Linked DNA regions of Mus musculus: region 1 is linked to region 2. A link is a loop called in an ENCODE intact Hi-C map of the cell type or tissue named here. Cell type or tissue: left cerebral cortex. All regions are shown on one strand. Links, peaks and the distances in the headings refer to the core of each region. The heading gives the core; the rest is flanking DNA.

Region 1 (8,339 bases), core at 187-8,186, 52 kb before region 2:
TTCTACAACCTTGGGTAGGGGTCCTCATGAACTGTGTAACTTTCAGCTTTCCAGCTATATGAAGTTTACTTCCAGGGTCTCATGAGCCTAATCCCTTCTTCCTGGGGGGAATGCTGGCATTGAGAGAAAACCCTTGTGGCACGCACACACACAGTTGGTAGACCAACCCCTATGGCCATTCTCCTACTGCATACACCTGCTAGAGCTAAATAAACCACATCTTTCAATCAACTGACATTTGTTGTTTTCAGAGTTAGAGCACAGGTTAACATCAACCACCGGTGACCCATCTGCTATATTCATGTCTCTTTCCCTAAATGCTCATTTTTTTCTTAAGGATTTTGTTTGACCCCAGAAAATCTGCCACTGAGTGAAAAACTGTAAAATTTAAAGACATTGTTCAATTTAAGTAAATGGGTGGAAATATTGAGGCATCCCATTTCAACTCTAAAAAATCCCCAAATAACTTTCTCAGACAGAGAAATATAGAAGATATGACTATCACCAATATATGTTCAAATATACAATTCAGGATGAGTTGAAAGTAACTAGTTTGTGTGTCATGCCATATAAGGACGGCTTAGCTTATTCAGCAAAGCTGACAAGGTAGAATCCAGGACACGATGATTGAAGGGAACTGTACTTGAAAGCCATCCTCCCTTCAGCAGCTCTCTGGTCTGATCCTTGCCTTTCTCTCCTGCTGAACACATGAGGACTAATTAAAGGCCAATGGAGAGGACACCTTCAAGCCACCGGAGGCAGCACACACACCATGCAAAGGGGGTTGTGAGAGCCTCTCTTGCTTAGTGCCCTTCCCTAAGAAAGCATTTGAGGACTCTTCCTAGCACAGGGAGTGACGAGTGTATCCAGTGTGCTAGGCACTGTCTAGAAACTTCAAGCAATTGAGATTATGTGCTGTGCCATTGTGTGGAACTAAATGTCAAGTGCTCCTTCTTACAGGATATGTGTTGCATGTGCTTCTGGGTAAAACTTTATCTACAAAATAAAAATTTAAAAAAAAAAAACCCTGAAGGACAGATAAATGTTATCTGGAACGTGGCATAATTTTAAAGGAGACATTGTGAATAGAACATTTGAACAGTCCTTGTATGGAGGAATTACAAAGATTTGGGTTTTTTACACATAATTGCATTTTTAAATTTTTTTTTTTTTTTGAGGCAGCATCTTGTCTCATAGCCTAGGTTGGCCTGTAATTCAGTAGGTTTCCCAGGCTGGCCTCAAAATTGCAATTCTCCTGTCTTAGCTTCTCAGACTGTTGTTTTCAGAACTTCCCATCATGCCTAGTTTCCATTAGTATATTTAAAACGTTATTTTGAAAAAAAAATTCACATAATGTATTTTGATAATGTTTTTCTCCTCCCCTAATTCCTCCCAGATCCTCCCCAAGTCCCTATCCATTCAACTTTGTTTTCTCTATCTCTCTAAAATAAATAAATAAATAAATAAATAAATAAATAAATAAACAAGGAACACACATAGTAAGAGCAAAGGGGAGAAAAATGCCAAATAAAACAAGATGATACAAAAGGTCTACAAAACACCATGAACTTTGCTTTATGTTGGTCAGTTCCTCATGGGCATGGGGCCTGTCCTGAACTGTGGCTGATATACCCAGTGGTTGATCCCCCATTGGAGAAAACTTATTTTCCCTTTGGCAATAGGTATCAGTTGCAGATAGCTTCTTGCTAGGGGTGGGATCTGGTGTCCACTTCCCCTCTCAGCACCGGCATTCTATGTGGTTTGAGCCTGTGCAGGCCTTGTGCATGTTGCCCCAGTCTCTGTGAGTTCACATGTACATCAGTCCTGTAGTGCCTGGAAGGCAGCATTTCCTTTGTGTCATCCATCACCTCTGGCTTTTACAACCTTTCTTCCTCCTCATCCACACAGATCCCTGAGCTCTGAGGAGAGACACTTTATGAAGGCAGCCCCCTTAGGACTGAGTGCTTCAAGGTTTCTCACTTTCAGTACATGGTCCAGTTGTGGGTCTCAATAAAGCCCCCCCCCCCCCCCATCTACTGCAGGAGAAAGCTTTTCTGACGAGGGTGCGTGGAGGCACTGATTTCAGTCTCAGCCCAATGTTGCCAATTTTTTTAATTAAAAAAAACACTGAAGCAAAACCAAAATATTTGATATTCTTTAAATTTCTAGTGAATCTTTTGTGAAGTTACAGAATGGCATAGTCAAACATGTCAAAGTGCTACCATTTTTAATTTCAATGCCTAAAAATACTCACCTGGGGACTCGTGCCAGACAGACATCTTCTTGGCCTTTTCCCATCTTCCTGAAAATTCTCTCTTTTCTCTCTTGTGCTAGATTGCTGGTTGAATCCATTTTTCTCCCTTGCTTTATCTATCTATCTATCTATCTATCTATCTGTCTGTCTGTCTGTCTGTCTGTCTGTCTTTGATTTTTTTTTTTTTTTTTGAGACAGGGTTTTTCAGCCCTGGCTGTCCTACAACTCACTCTATAGACCAGGCTGGCCTTGAACTCCAAGATCTTCCTGCCTCTGCCTGGGATTAAAGGCGTGCGCCATCACCCTCAGACTCACCCCTTCCTTCTAATGGAGCACATCCCTCAATAATACCTTTCGTAGAAAGGTACTCAGAGGTAAAACTTTGCGACCTTGCTTCTAGAACTGTCCCTATTTAATACTCCTTTCCAACTGCTGCTTAGGCACAGTATAAATTAGAAGCTCTTTTCCTTCTGCAGTGTAACACACTCTGTTGTCTCCTGTTTGGTGACATTCTGACCTGATTTCTCCCTGACAGCATTTGTAATCTTTGTTTCTGATGATCTGAAGTTTGGGACGACAGGCTTTAATGAGAGAATTTCTTTGTTACACTGGCTTTTGAAGGCTCTGTTACCCTAGAAACTTACTTCCTCTGTTAATTCTACTCCTCTCTCCCTCCCTGTCTCCCTCCCTCCCTCCCTGTCTCCCTCCCTCCCTGTCTCCCTCCCTCCTTCCTTCCCTCCCTGTTTCCCTCCCTTCCTCCTTGTCTCCCTCCCTCCCTCCCTCCCTGTCTCCCTCCTTGTCTCCCTCCCTGTCTCTCTCCCTCCTTCCCTCCTTCCCCTTCCTCCCTTTTTTCTATCCTTTTCTCCTTGCTTACTTGCTTTCTTGTATTTTTTCCTCTCACTATAGAGATTACCCTGAGGTTTTATGAATCTCAGACAAGCACACTCCTGCTCAGTTGCCTCTCTAACCTGATTGCTTAGACTTTGGATCATTCTATTAGCCACCCCATTCTCTCATCTCCCATCTCTGTGATGCTTGCATTTCTGGGAATGCTCTTACCTGTGTCGTCCTATCTAGAGACTGCTTGTTACTTCTGAGCCCGAGACATTAACTTCCTCAAGTTCTTTCTTGCTCTCTTTCATTCTTTCCGTTATCTTCTCTCTGAATGGTTACTGATGATACATTTGGGAAAAGTGCTACCCAATGTGTGTGGTCAGTGATTCCCCGTCCTCCTGCACTTCCTCTTCCTTCTGGTCATTGTCTTCATGTTATACACCTGACAGAAAACCAGGGAAGTCTCTAGGCTGCTGACTGTAAGTCTTGCAGGAGTGCCTTGCCATCAATGAGACTTGTCTATGGGTCCCGCAAATGCTCCACTTGGACCTGTTTAGAAGCCTCTTTATGGACTGATTAGCCATCTCCAAGCCCGGTCTATCATGCAGATGGGTTTAGACTATCTGTCAGCCATTGTCATTGGGCCAGTTGGTATAGGAACAGAATGTCCATGGATCCAACTTCTCCTAATACAAGCCTAGGGTTTAACAGACAAAGTCACCACCCTCAATGGTTCCCATGTCCAATGCTACAGTGGGACAGAAAGCATCTCTCTCACCCGCAGTGGAGTTTCCTGACTGTGAGGGTAAAGGTTGGAGATCAAGGGACTCTTCTATACAGAGCAAATCAACTGGCTTTAAAAGGGTTGTTTTAATTTTAAAGACATTTAAATGGAGAAAGACAATGATGGCCCACTTAAACCAAATGCATATCACGACACCCAATGATTCTGAGCACATACACACCCAGGCTCCACAAGATGTCTCACCCTGAATCCAGAACATGCTCGGTAAGCAGAAGTCCAGGACAACTTGAGTTAGTCCGAGCTCTGTGATGAGAACAGTTAAAGCTGCTTCTCAGTTGACGTCACATCCCACTACTCCAAAGTCAACTTCAACATGGCTATGGCTTTGCTTGAAGCTGGTTCCATGCTAGCAAAAGGCTGCATGCTGCCCTTCTGTGGACTGGAGGGGTAATAAACCAGCCTACTGTTTGCCTGCCACTGATGTGATGCATGTTGGATGCTAGGCTTTGTGCTAGGTGCCTCTAACCTGTGGCACATCAGATAAGGGTCCTGCACAAGCCAAGGGCTATTTTTGGGTTTATAGTCTATATCAGTAGTAGCCTCGACAGCTTGATTTTTGCAGCGTACACAGCAGAAGGTCTGGGTTTAAAACGTTCCAACAATCCTACAGGGGAGTACAGCTCCTGCAACAGATGATGTAACTGGTGCAGAGAGGTGATGCCATTTGCTGAGGTTCTCACAGTTAATAGGTATTGGTCCAGGGTCCAGGGCCCACCAGGATGTTGCTTCCTTGTGGCACTGCAAGCTCACCAGATCCCTCTGCAGGGCTGGCTTCGTGGCCACACTTCCTGCTGCCTGGTCTTCAGGGCCTCACTGTAGGGGTGTCTCCTGAACCCTTTCTTATGCATTTCTGCTTCACCACTCTCACTCTTCTGTCAGCAAAAAGTGGTCTGTAAGTTGCATGGGTTTCCCCATTGTCTTCTAATTATTACCTTTGTAGCCAGAATATAGAGGACTTTAAGGGACAAGCCCATTGGAGAAGAGTCAGAAGGGACAATATAAGGGTCAGGAGGGTGGGCTAGAAAGACACAGAGCTGTGTGAAGATCAAGGCCTGTGCTTGCTAAGCCATACCAGTCTGCAAAGTTTCTTACCCAGTCTGATAGGCGAAGAATAATGAGATAGCGGCCAAGCTTCATTGGCTTCCCCTCTGGATGAGAGCTTGGGAGCTTTTGTGCACAGGCTTTGGTGTGGACATAAAGGAGTGGATATGTGTCCATGCACTCGTGTGCATGTGCATGCTCATGCATGTGTGCACGAGTGTGAGTGTGTATGCTTATGTGATTACATGCACGTGTGTATACATGCGTGCATATGTGTATAAATGCATGCATGCATGCATGCATGTGTGTGTGTGTGTTTGTGTGTGTGTATGTGATGTTCACAATCCAGGCACTTTTCAGACTTTTATTTTTTTTTATCTCCTTTTTAATGACCACCTTTTGTAATTATTGCAATAAAAAAAAACTTCAATGAAAGTATGTATATGTGTGTGCATAAGTAGGTATGTGCGTGTGAATACAACATCCCTGGAGGCCAGAAAAGGGTATCTGATGCCCTGGAGCTGGAGCTATGCATTACCTGACATGAGTGCTAGGAACTAAACTCAGCTTCTCTTACTGCTGAATCACTTCCCCAACCCCAAATTCTTGTGATTGATTATGAAACACCTGCTTGTTTTCTAGCCAGCCACTGTGTTCAGTCTTTTATGTCATCTTGTTAATGTTTCCTGGATCCCTATGGAATAAATATTATACATCATTTCCAGGTAAGAAAACCGAGACCCTGAGAGGGGAAGTAATGCACCACATCTTATTATTTATAAACTGCAGAGCACACGTCTGAACCCAGACAGGATTCCAAACACAGCTCTCTGCAGTGTGGTCAATGAAGCAAATGTTTATTGGGAAGCTGCCACGTGCTGGGCGCCCCCTCTGACTTCTGGGAAATCATATTAAACAGAGAAGAGCATCAGGCCTTGTGGAACTTACATTCCACCACTGGGAATAGATATGCAAGTTAAATAGCAGAGTGCATCAGACATAAACAATACTCAGAGCCACGAAGGAAACAGAAGAGGAACACAGAACAACAGTTAGGAACACTCAAGCTCGGAACACTTCTGGAGCTTGGGTTGGTGCTGGGATTTGGGTGATGCTGGGGTCTGGATGGTGCTGGGATTTGGGTGATGCTGGGGTCTGGATGGTGCTGGGATTTGGGTGATGCTGGGGTCTGGATGGTGCTGGGATTTGGGTGATGCTGGGGTCTGGATGGTGCTGGGATTTGGGTGATGCTGGGGTCTGGATGGTGCTGGGATTTAGGTGATGCTGGGGTCAGGATGGTGCTAGGATTTGAGTGGTTCTGGGTTCTGGAGAGGGTTGGGCCTAGGTGATACTTTGTTATGGTTGACACCGAGATTTGAGTGGTGCTGGAATCTGGATGATGCCAAGCTTTGGGTGGCATGTGGGTTTGCATAGTGCTGGGGTCTGAGAGAGTGGTGCTGGGGTCTAGATGGTAAAGATGTTGGTGGTGCTGGCTTCTGGCAGTGCTGGAATTTGGAGTGTGGTGATATAAGAGGAGGTGGATCCATACTAAAAGGTGCATTAATATCTAAGAGACACATTCTCTTAAAAATTTTTTAAAAACCTTTATTAATCCTTTTTTTTGCATCATGCACCCCAACCCCACTCATCTCCCCATCCCTTCGTATCTGCCCTCTGCCCTTGCAACTGCACCCCAACAATCAAAACAAAGCAAAATAAATAAAGCTAGATCTCATTGCGGAAGCAGCAGTGTGTTACAGTGTGCCCCACAGTATACCCTTTTGTCCACTTCTTTCCATGCAAATGTCTATTACAATGAGTCACTGTTTTGTTTCAAGGCCTCTGGCTTCTGCTACACTATCAATATTGGATCCTCAGAGGGACTCCTCTTAGACATCCTGTTGTTCTCCTGTGTCATGAAGATCCTGCAACTTTAGATCTGCAGGATTGACCCCTTCCACACTCAAGCAGTTCGAAGATGAGGTATACGTTTGGATGGTCCAACCCAAAGCCCTGGATCTGGGCCAGGATGGTAGCTGAGTTTGTCAGCCTGCCAGCTCTCCAGCACCCACACCACTGGGGCAAAGCTCTCAGCACTGTCAACTCCTAGCTCACCCACGGTCATAGCTGGAAGGGATGGGACTGGCTCTCCTGGTCTCTGGCCACGAGGACAAATCTGAGTCACTGAGCTATTTGTTGAGAAGAGGCTATTATAAGAGTGAGCCTTTTCTGGCTTCTGATGCAGTGGTATTCTCTCCTCTGTGATCACTGTTGCCATGATGCCTTCTCATATGATATAGTGCAGCTGGGGGGGGGGGGAGTGAGGTGGGGTGGGGTGGGGGTGGGGTGGGGTTCTTGCAGACCTAGTGTCCTGGTGCTGGAACAATTTGCTACCAAATGTTCAGCAAATGAGCCTCTTTTGTTGAGTAGTACTCAGTTTTGTGTGTTTCATCATGTTAACAGAGAAAAGATTGACCGAGTGGCCGGGAGAACTCACAAGACCTTTGCATGGAGACCTCAAGGAAGGGAGGGAGCCGGCCACATTGTGATCTGAATGGGAAACATCCCAGTAGGAGAGGCAGCCAGTACAAAGGTTCTGAGGTGTGGTGGGATGGCAGGTCTATTCTGAGACAGTGGAACAGATGCCATGTGAGAGAAGGAGGGAATATCGTATTCCTTTGGCCACGAAATGAACACTGCATTAACCATGCCAGGCACGCATGGGTGACTCACCTCCAGCAGGGTAGGCTCACATCCACATTTAGGTCTCTGTAGAGCAGTGGTTCTCAACCTTCCTAAATGCTGCGTCCTTTTAATTCATTTCATTTTGTTCCTCATATCAGGGTGTCCCCCAGCCATAAGATTGTTTTCATTGCTACTTTATAACTGTAGTTTTTGCTATTGTTATGAATCATAATGTAAATAGGATATGCAGGGTAGCTGATTTGTGACCCCCGTGAAAGAGTTGTTTTGACACCCCAAAGGGGTTGCAACACACAAGTTGAGAACTGCTGCTCTAAAACCTGCAGAGAGTAAAGGCTGGGTTCTGTTAAGGAAGGAGTGAGGGGACCTGCCTACCTAAGCTGAAAGAGCAGCCTGTGAGGTTCGTGGGTGTGATTGATGAGTGGGCAACTTTACATATCCTCAGAATATGTAACCCTGAAGTCCTCCCAAGTGCCACCATGCTCATTGCTCTCTTCTTTCCTAATGGAACCAAAAGAGGAACCTGCCTAACTCTTAAGGCTGTGAATTCAAGGACCTTGCTCCTCCCTCAATGCTGGTTTGTGAGGAGTTCACCTAAGAGCTGCTCCCCTCTCACACCTGACAGGTGAAGATGTAGACCCCTCTGTGAACCCCAGTCTGAGCTGGAGAAATGGCTCCTGTGTAGCCTTGATTCCAGAGACA
Region 2 (8,339 bases), core at 65-8,064:
TTTCAAAGAGTTGCACTTCTTCGAAGGTTTTTCCAGTTGTCTCAATTATTCATTTTCAAGCCATTTGTTTGGAATTATGTTCATGAACTATGAATAAATGAAGTTATCAAATGGCTGAGACCAGGTAAATGGTAACAAATGAAACCTCAAGGAGCATGAAGATTGGGAGCCATTTTTATATATCAAATGGCATACTGTAGTCATCTCAGGCATGGGACTACATCAGGTTGCTATGATGTTTAATTAAAGTATGGACTCTGTATCAGAGCTGGCTGTCTCTGGAGAGTCTAAGTCCATAGTCAAAGCAGCAGTGAACACTGTCTCTCAGTGATTCCATTATTTACTGCCTTAAAACGAAGGAGGTAAAGCACAGCCCTGAGGCAGAAAAGAACTGCACTGCTGCCTTCAGTCCTTCTATTGTCCTGTTTTCCAGGCTATACAAAGCAAGGACCCAATATTTACCTCACAGCTGAACTGCATGGACAGAGTGCCAGGGACAACATGTTATTTATCAAACCAGATGACTCAGTATGGCTAGGTATGAAGAGCAGACCCCATAGTATGTTAGCCTTGATTTAAATCCTGGCTCTCTGTTTAGTAAAAGATCTCTAAGCATAAAATGAGAGACGGTAGTATTAGCGCTTTGAGAATTGAATAGGGCAATGTGAAAAGTACCAAGGAGAGTCCCCGGCCTAGACAAAGAGCTGACTAAATGGTAGCTATTACTGTTAACAAAAATTAAATGTTTTAATGCTAGAAACTGCAATATTTAACAAACAGGCATTCGGGGCAGCCACTGAATGACTCCAAATGGTCTTGTTTCTCATTTGAGACATCGTTCCTGCTTATTGAATAAAGGTGCTGGTAGCCTGATTTCCTGTTGAGCATATCTCACTCTGGTGCCTTGTGAAGACCAGGAGAGATTCCAAACAAGCTGCAATTTCATATTTTTATGAAATAAAATAAAGGAAATGAAGCTACATGTAAACAGAATCAAGAAATTATCAATTAAAAACCGGAGCTGTCTAAAGGAAAGGCACTAAAACGAGAAGGACGTGAGCAATAGAATGTGGTGTTGAGGGACCAGCATGGGAAGCAGGGATGAAAAACCTGGCAATACACTGTGATCTGAAATTCTGAAGACTACCAAGTGCTACAGTGCCTGGCAATGCCACCTCCCAATCCCCCAGCAGAGGAGGTACCCTCAGCAACTGGGGAGGAAGTGGGACATAATGACTGCCCCAGGAGACAGTCTTCTGTCCCGGGGCTTTAATCCAGGCTTGGCCTATTGGGTGACCTTGTCTGACTCCACTGCCCTGTTTTGCAAAATTTTCTAAAGCTCCCATAGTACCATGAAGAAAGGGCAAATGAAGACACATTTGATAGAAGCAAGTTAGATCAGGGCTCATGAGCATACCTGCTCATGGCTTTTAGGATTTTGAGGCATTATGTTTTGTGCTTTTTGGAAAGGCTTGCAATTTCAGATTCCATAGATCTAACACCTCTAATCTTCATATTGGGCTACTGGAATCCATAACTCCAAGTTGCAGTACAACTGTTTGCCCTGTGTTAGAAGCCAGACTAAAATGAGTTTACTTATCACTTAATTCTCTCATCAATTATATTCAGATAGGTACCTTTAAAGTCCCACAGAGATGGTACTGCTAGCTTAACTATAATTTGATCAAGGGTGCTGGTTAGTTTTTATTTTAAAAGAACATTTATCAAAAACTAAATTTTGACAATCTTCCTAGCTAATCAAAGTCACAAAGCTGAAAAGATCCCAGGAGTAAACACTTACCTTATAATATCTTACCTAATATCTCTGATCTACTCTCCACCACCTTCCAGAAGCCTCCTATGGCCCTTTAAGAGATCAGGAGTAACTTAGGTCCCTACATCTAACCATCATCTCCAGCATTACCACAGACATGTGTATGTATATGTATATGATCCTCATGGATATTTATACTTAGCAGGGTCCTTTGTGAACAACTCTGAGAGACAAATGGTATTTCCAGTAATAGTTTATTGATTTCCAAATGCACAGGGGCGCCAAGTCCGAACATCCTGGGATAGCAGTAAATCTCTCTTACAAAATAATTTACAGTATGAAAATGATATACTGAAACATTAACTCAGATATGTAATTCCCTTGAAAGATTGAGTGTTCCCTTGTTTAGTGTAAAGAGTGGAAGGGGAAGATGACTAAGGAGGGAATGTGACTGTGCACACAAAAACAGGCAGAAGACAATGGATTTGTTGGTTCTACCCACTCACGCGCTGTGGCCTGTCACTGTAAAGACTGGTCAGGTTTAACTTCCATAAAGTATATATGATTGGTCCCCTAAAGCCACATCAAGCCCAGCATGGACTCTGGCTATTTTCTCAACAGTGCACTCCAAGTGTCTTCATTTATTTTCCCGTTCCTGCTCTGGTCCTTGTTAGTGTTTCTGCTCAGCCTCAAACAGTAATGGGAAACACCAGTGATCTGAATGATGTGGGAATACCTGGCTCCATAGGATGGTGGGCCTCAAACACTAATGGGTGAAGGCAGCGTCAGTGAGATGTGCAGTCTCTGTGGGTCTTTTCTCTTAGGGCAGGGTTAGACTTGATTTATAATGGGACTTTTAACTTTAAACAAACAAAAAATCTAGATGTGCTCAGCACATAGTAAACAAGCAACCAATTGACTGAGAAGTGTGTACTGAACAGCTTATGAGAGTAGAATATCAGGAATCAGCAAGACATTTTCTCTGTGGGGAGAGAGGACTTCTTAGACCACTGACTACTACAAGGTTATAAATTCTGCAGCTCTAAACTCGGGCCCAGATCCAGGTCACCAAATGACAAGGCATCTACCATGTCCCATGTTATTAGACATGGTGGAAGAGGGCTGGGTTGTCGTCACCTTGGCTTGGAGCTGTAAGAGTTGACATCTACCACAAGTGGGTTATTCTGGAAAGCCAGCAGTCACACTCCAATTATCTGTTTATACTTTCATGGACCTAGTAGAAAACTTTGTGGTGTTAAGTAAGATCACCAGGGGCTGCTTTGAACTTCACTTAACTCTTAATTAAGTGGTATAGAATATGTGGGTGTGTACAAATCTCATTCTCATTTACACACACACACACACACACACACACACACACACACACACACACACACACACACACTCCAGGAAGGGAGTCCAAAATTAGTGATTTGTATTGGCACCTTCTCAGAGTACAAACATGGTAGCTGGGTTTCCTAAAACATGAAGAGTTGCTTTCTATAGTAATGAAGCAGGAGATATTTAGATAATGTTAGAAGACTACCATTACCTCCAACTCTGTCTAAAAACTTTACACTCTTGAAGGCCTTTATTTTCCTTTGTGGGGACTGTACCAAAAATCCAGCTCCTGGAAGGAACAATGAATACTTACAACATCTACTAGAGCAGAGTACTAAGGCCATCTTGATGTCTTTGAAAAAGAATTCCGAGTGTGAATGGGCATACTACACTGGGGGAACTGAAAGCCTTTCTCTCTCTCAATCTGTAGGTGAGTCATGGTGTGGGGCAGAGGGCTGACTGCAGAGCAGGGAGTGCTGTGCTCAAAACTGGTTCCATTGTTTGTTAGCAACTACAGACAAGTGACTTGTCCTCTGCACATCTACAGAGGCTCATTGCCTGTACTAAGGTTACTTACTCTTACTGGCTGTTAGAGCTGAGAAGTCAAGCACTTCTTGGAACTGCCCTAGATAGATATAACGGTATCAAACCAAACCAATGAACAAATTACTCTCAGCACTCAGAAACTTAACATTCAGAAGGTATCCAGGACTTGTTTGGAGGACCCAACTTATTTTAGAGACATTCATTACCTGTATCACTTGATGATTTGGGCAAACCCTGCTGTCCACAGTCTGTCAGGACACATACAACTCTGACAATCTTAACTCACACTGACCTGGAAAGGCAAGAAGCTTCGTTCACTATGGGGCACAAGGCCAAGTAAGAGGTCATAGCTTTGAGGACGAAGCTGATACCAGTACAGAAAGTATTCTTGTTCTTACATTGATAAATGCTGCCACTAGGAACTTAGGGATCTGGGCTAGGGGCTGCTGTGCTGTGTTTAATGCTTTTCTGGTTAAAGTTTTATCAGTGTTGAAGACAGCAGGAGCCCATAAAGTGAATCTGAAACCCTTACTAAGTAAAGGGAAAATGCTTTCCTTGAGGATTTCAGAGAGATGGTAATTTAAAGAGACAGGTTGGCAAATCTTATATTTCTGTTTATAACCACTGCATAAATGCTTGCATTCCCCAAATACTGATTTAAAGAAATAGCATGATTGGGTGGAGAGGCAATGATCTGTTCATTGCTAATATAAGGTCAACATGTAAAGATCAATGATTACTGAGAAAGACAAGACAAGCTTCCAAACTGTCAAGTCTTTTCAATCTTGTGATAGTTTACACTCTTTCTACAGTGGCCCTTCTTTTAAAATTTTGGCAGAACAGGATATCACTGGAGGTTGTCAACTCAAGATGTATTAAATTCTCCAGTCTTTGCAGACAGATGGTAAGACACCAAAATTGTCTAAGCCATCTACTAGCCACCAGCTGGGGAAAGTATACATATTTTTAGATCTCACACTCCGCTCTGCCCCAATATCCTTGTATGTGTGGTGAGTTTCAGTAATCCTAGCCTACAGCAGAGTGGCTTGGCAGTTTCCTGGCCTCAAAGGGATAAATCATTTTCTAGCATGCACAGGGCTGAACAATGACATAAATAGGACTCCTACAATAAGTCTATGCTGTTTCTGCCTCAGAACTATCCTGTACATACACATGTTAGCTGCCCCTAAAGCTTTGTGATAAGTACACAGGCAAGCTGGCTGACAGGAAAAGGGAGATGTACTACTCCAAGGTGGACTCCTTGGATCTGGAAGTCTAGACCTTGATCAACAGCAACCCCAAGGCTGCCTGAATCCAGTTCAGACAAAATCTCAAAGTGAACATGGAAATACCACACAAGCAGAGGAGATAGAATCACTGTCCACTTACAAATATGAGTTTCCTTCCAAGTTTCCTATTTTAGTTTAGCACTTTAGGTGTATGAACATTCTCTTGTATAACATAAGCATTTGTTCCATTAAAAAATATGGTCATCTCTTGACTTCAAATCATTTGGAAAGAAAAACTGATGTCTCAAGAAGATGTGGTGCTTGTGAGCTTGCAGTTAGTTGGGTATCTCCCAGCACACTTACTACTTCCTGGATCCTGAAAAGCATGGTTGTAAGAGACTGTGATCTGGGAGTGTGGGAAGGCCAGGAAACCCAGCTCTGGAGCATGCCTGGACATGCTACATGAAGAGAAAACTGGGCTGTGTGAGGTGAGCTGACGGCCTGCTGCAGGGGAAGGGAGGATTCCAATTATAGTAAATAGAGGAATGTTTGCTAGCTGCCAGGGAGGGACAAGGATTCCCCTCACAGTGCACTGACCACCATAGACTAACCTCGGAGTGAAACTGCTAAGTTTTACAGTGACAATCTCCACCTGCCAATATACATGCCAGCCTTTTATGTTGTGACAGGCCTGTTAATCCACACAGCTGGCCGAAGAATTCTGGGTTTTATCAGATGCTTTAGTGACCATTTTGGAAAATTGAGGCAATCTGAATTCTGAAACACTGATTTCAACCTTTAATCAGATTTCTGTGCCTCACCCCAGTCCTTAAGGTCATTTCCTTTCTACCTTTTCAATCATTTTCCCATTTCCACAGCACTGAATTATGAAACTTAAGTCCTAGATAACCTCACATACTAAAAATATCTTCTTTCTAGCTCTGGACTCTTTCTCCAACCCTATTTTAACCCAGTTGCCCTAACACTTTTCACAGAGGCAGAACTGGACTATGACAGACTGCCTATTGAGTCAGTTTGGCCCCACTTGGCCACATTTGCTTTAAGCTTCAGTACAAACAAAGTGGGTTTGTTTTCTGTTTGCAGGTAAGGAAAACTGATATCCTTTCGAGATGTTCTAGAACCTTCCTAAGGAAGTGATAGTGTTGACTTGCACAATATTCCAGGGGCTGGCTTTCCTGAGTAAGTTCAAAGCAGCCATTGGGGGGTTAGCTGAAGAGCCCTCCAAGTTGATCAAAAGGGCTCTTCCCATGACCTACCACAGAGAACAAGAAGCACACAGTCAGAATGCATACAACCCCTGGTCCCTTGGGAACATGTGTGCCTGCTGTGGATCTGGGGACATTTCCAGTAGAAGAAGTTTGTTGCCTGGCAGCTTTCACAGATATCAGAAGCCATTACATACACGCTGTCACACACACACGGGGAAGGGGCGTTTTCTGCAGGGAATGCTAAGTCTTCATGTGTCCTCTTCTTCACTGGCACCGCTACAAAGGAAAAGGAGAAGCAAGTGAGTTCAAACGTCACAGAAAGGAGGCAACGCAGTACAGGTTGACAGCTTTGTGCTGCTTCTATCATGACTGAGCAGTAGGCCCACAGCAAAGTGTCTTAGTTGCTTTGATTTCTGATTTCTAAATTTAACTACCGTTGTCATGAAAATTTACAAAAAAAAAAAAAAAAAAAAAAAAAGGACTTACTATCTTGGGTTCTGGGAGAATCAATTAAGAACACGTGTAAAATACACAATGCCCAGTATACAACCAGTAAGTAAAAGAGCAGGAAGATTGTCAGACTGAATTTTAAAATTTTAATTAACAAAATAAACTGCTGGTAGAAACCAGTTTTATTTCCTCTAGGTGTTAAGACATCTATTATTAGATCAGAAAACCAATCATCAGCAGCATCAGCAGCAATCAATCAATTGCACTTTGCCTTGGGCAGAGCCAAGGTCTCATCCACGCTGTAGTCAGTCTCTAGGAAGTGCTCTACCTCAACAGGTCACTGGGTCATTCTCTGTGTACCTTCCTTCCTTCTTTGCTCTTATTGAATTCTATAGTTTGGATCTTATTCTCATCCCCCTTCTCCTGAAGTATATAAGGGTAGCATTAATGCTATCTTACCAGTGACGACACATCTAGTAGTTGTACAGTATCATAAAGAAGTGACCTCTAAAAACAACAGAAAGAAAGAATGGAAGGAACAGACAGGGTTGAAAACAGCCTCAGCCACTACTGAGATAAGCAGAGGATTCCTGGTGTCAGTGTTTCAGTGTCAGAACCTAAGTGTATAGTCCCATAGGCATGACTATTATTTGAGATACTTGGTGTTAAAGTACCACTGGTCTGGTTCTGGACAGTACACCATCATAGAAGACGGGGCCAGGAAAAGACATGGCCAGAGAAAGAAAGGCAACAGGAATGAGCACATTTACAAATAGGCAAAACCAGCAACCTGCCTAGGTACTCCTCATCCACTTCTAGAGGTCACCAATTCAAAGATGAGTAAGGGTCACCTCCATCTCCTGCTTATTAAGCCTGAACACAGAAATACACGACCAGAATTTGGTGTTGTCTACCCCATTTTTCTATCACTACTCACTCCAATCCCAGGATGTTGCAATTACTATTTTCTGCACTGTCCAGATGAAGAAAGTGAAAATCTCTGAGATGTAAGAACCCAGGGTCCTTAAGATCAAGGTTTAATTTTGACTGAAGTCTAAAGTTTCAAGCTGGCGGAGACAGAAAAGGTTTATAGTATATTAGCTCCCAGCTATGACCTAGAAAAGTTCTCAGAAAAGGATTAACTTTGTCTACATAAAATCTATGTTCTTTGTTTCCTTCTGGGGAAACCATTAAGGGAAAAATATTCTAGCAGTGGGTTTCTAGTACTTCCCAGGTAGAAACCCTTTAGACACAGGCCTACAGAATTAGGTGAGTGAGTACACTCTGGAAGCCAGAAGAGACACTTCAGTAATATGCTACATTCAGAATTCTGCCCTATTTCTACTCTTTTCCTGTTGACTGTCTAGTCATGGGATGAAGGGTGCATGTAGGCAGGGCCGGCCAGAGGACTGACATTGAGGCAGTATTTGGTGGCATCTGTCCCAAAGAAAACAAAGGGCCCTTTATAAAAAGTTTCTAGCCACAATCAAAGAACATAAAATAAAACTGGCACCATATTCTCCCCCTCAGTATTATATTCAGAGCAAGCTCTTTTTGTTTCCCTGGCAGTCTTATTTCTATAAGAGAGGACTGATGGTAAGTCTGCCCTTTCCCTAAGCTGCAGTTCACTTTTTAACATTCTTGAGATAAAGGGTTCATGAACCGACTGAAATTGTATTCAGAGTTTTGTCTGTGTGTCTCTTTGTCTGAGAAAGGCCATGATTTTCATCATAGTTTTGAAGAGGTCAATAACTCCAACCCCAAAATGAG

What was found. Peaks named below come from ENCODE experiments on the same cell type or tissue, not always from the same donor. Only the 100,000 strongest peaks of a DNase experiment are listed, where the experiment ranks them.
Region 1: a loop joins it to region 2, with 2.1 times the contacts of the local background. A loop is called at or near these places in 3 of 42 quality-filtered maps.

The regions. Positions count from the first base shown.
Region 1 is chr2:102,245,833-102,254,171 of GRCm38, forward strand. It overlaps Gm34268 (a long non-coding RNA gene), which reads right to left and starts at 1,131. Exons shown (of 2, transcript XR_374821.2): 1 at 1-1,131. In left cerebral cortex, for the core only: no CTCF peak of the experiment used is centred there; DNase peaks (open chromatin) are centred at 4,498, 7,046, 7,595 and 7,987; H3K27ac peaks cover 1,151 bases.
Region 2 is chr2:102,298,110-102,306,448 of GRCm38, forward strand. It overlaps Trim44 (tripartite motif-containing 44), which reads right to left. Exons shown (of 5, transcript NM_020267.2): 5 at 2,010-6,395. The coding sequence ends at 6,368. Among named protein-coding and RNA genes, the nearest start is that of Gm34268, 55 kb to the left of the region's middle. In left cerebral cortex, for the core only: no CTCF peak of the experiment used is centred there; a DNase peak (open chromatin) is centred at 4,637; H3K27ac peaks cover 2,409 bases.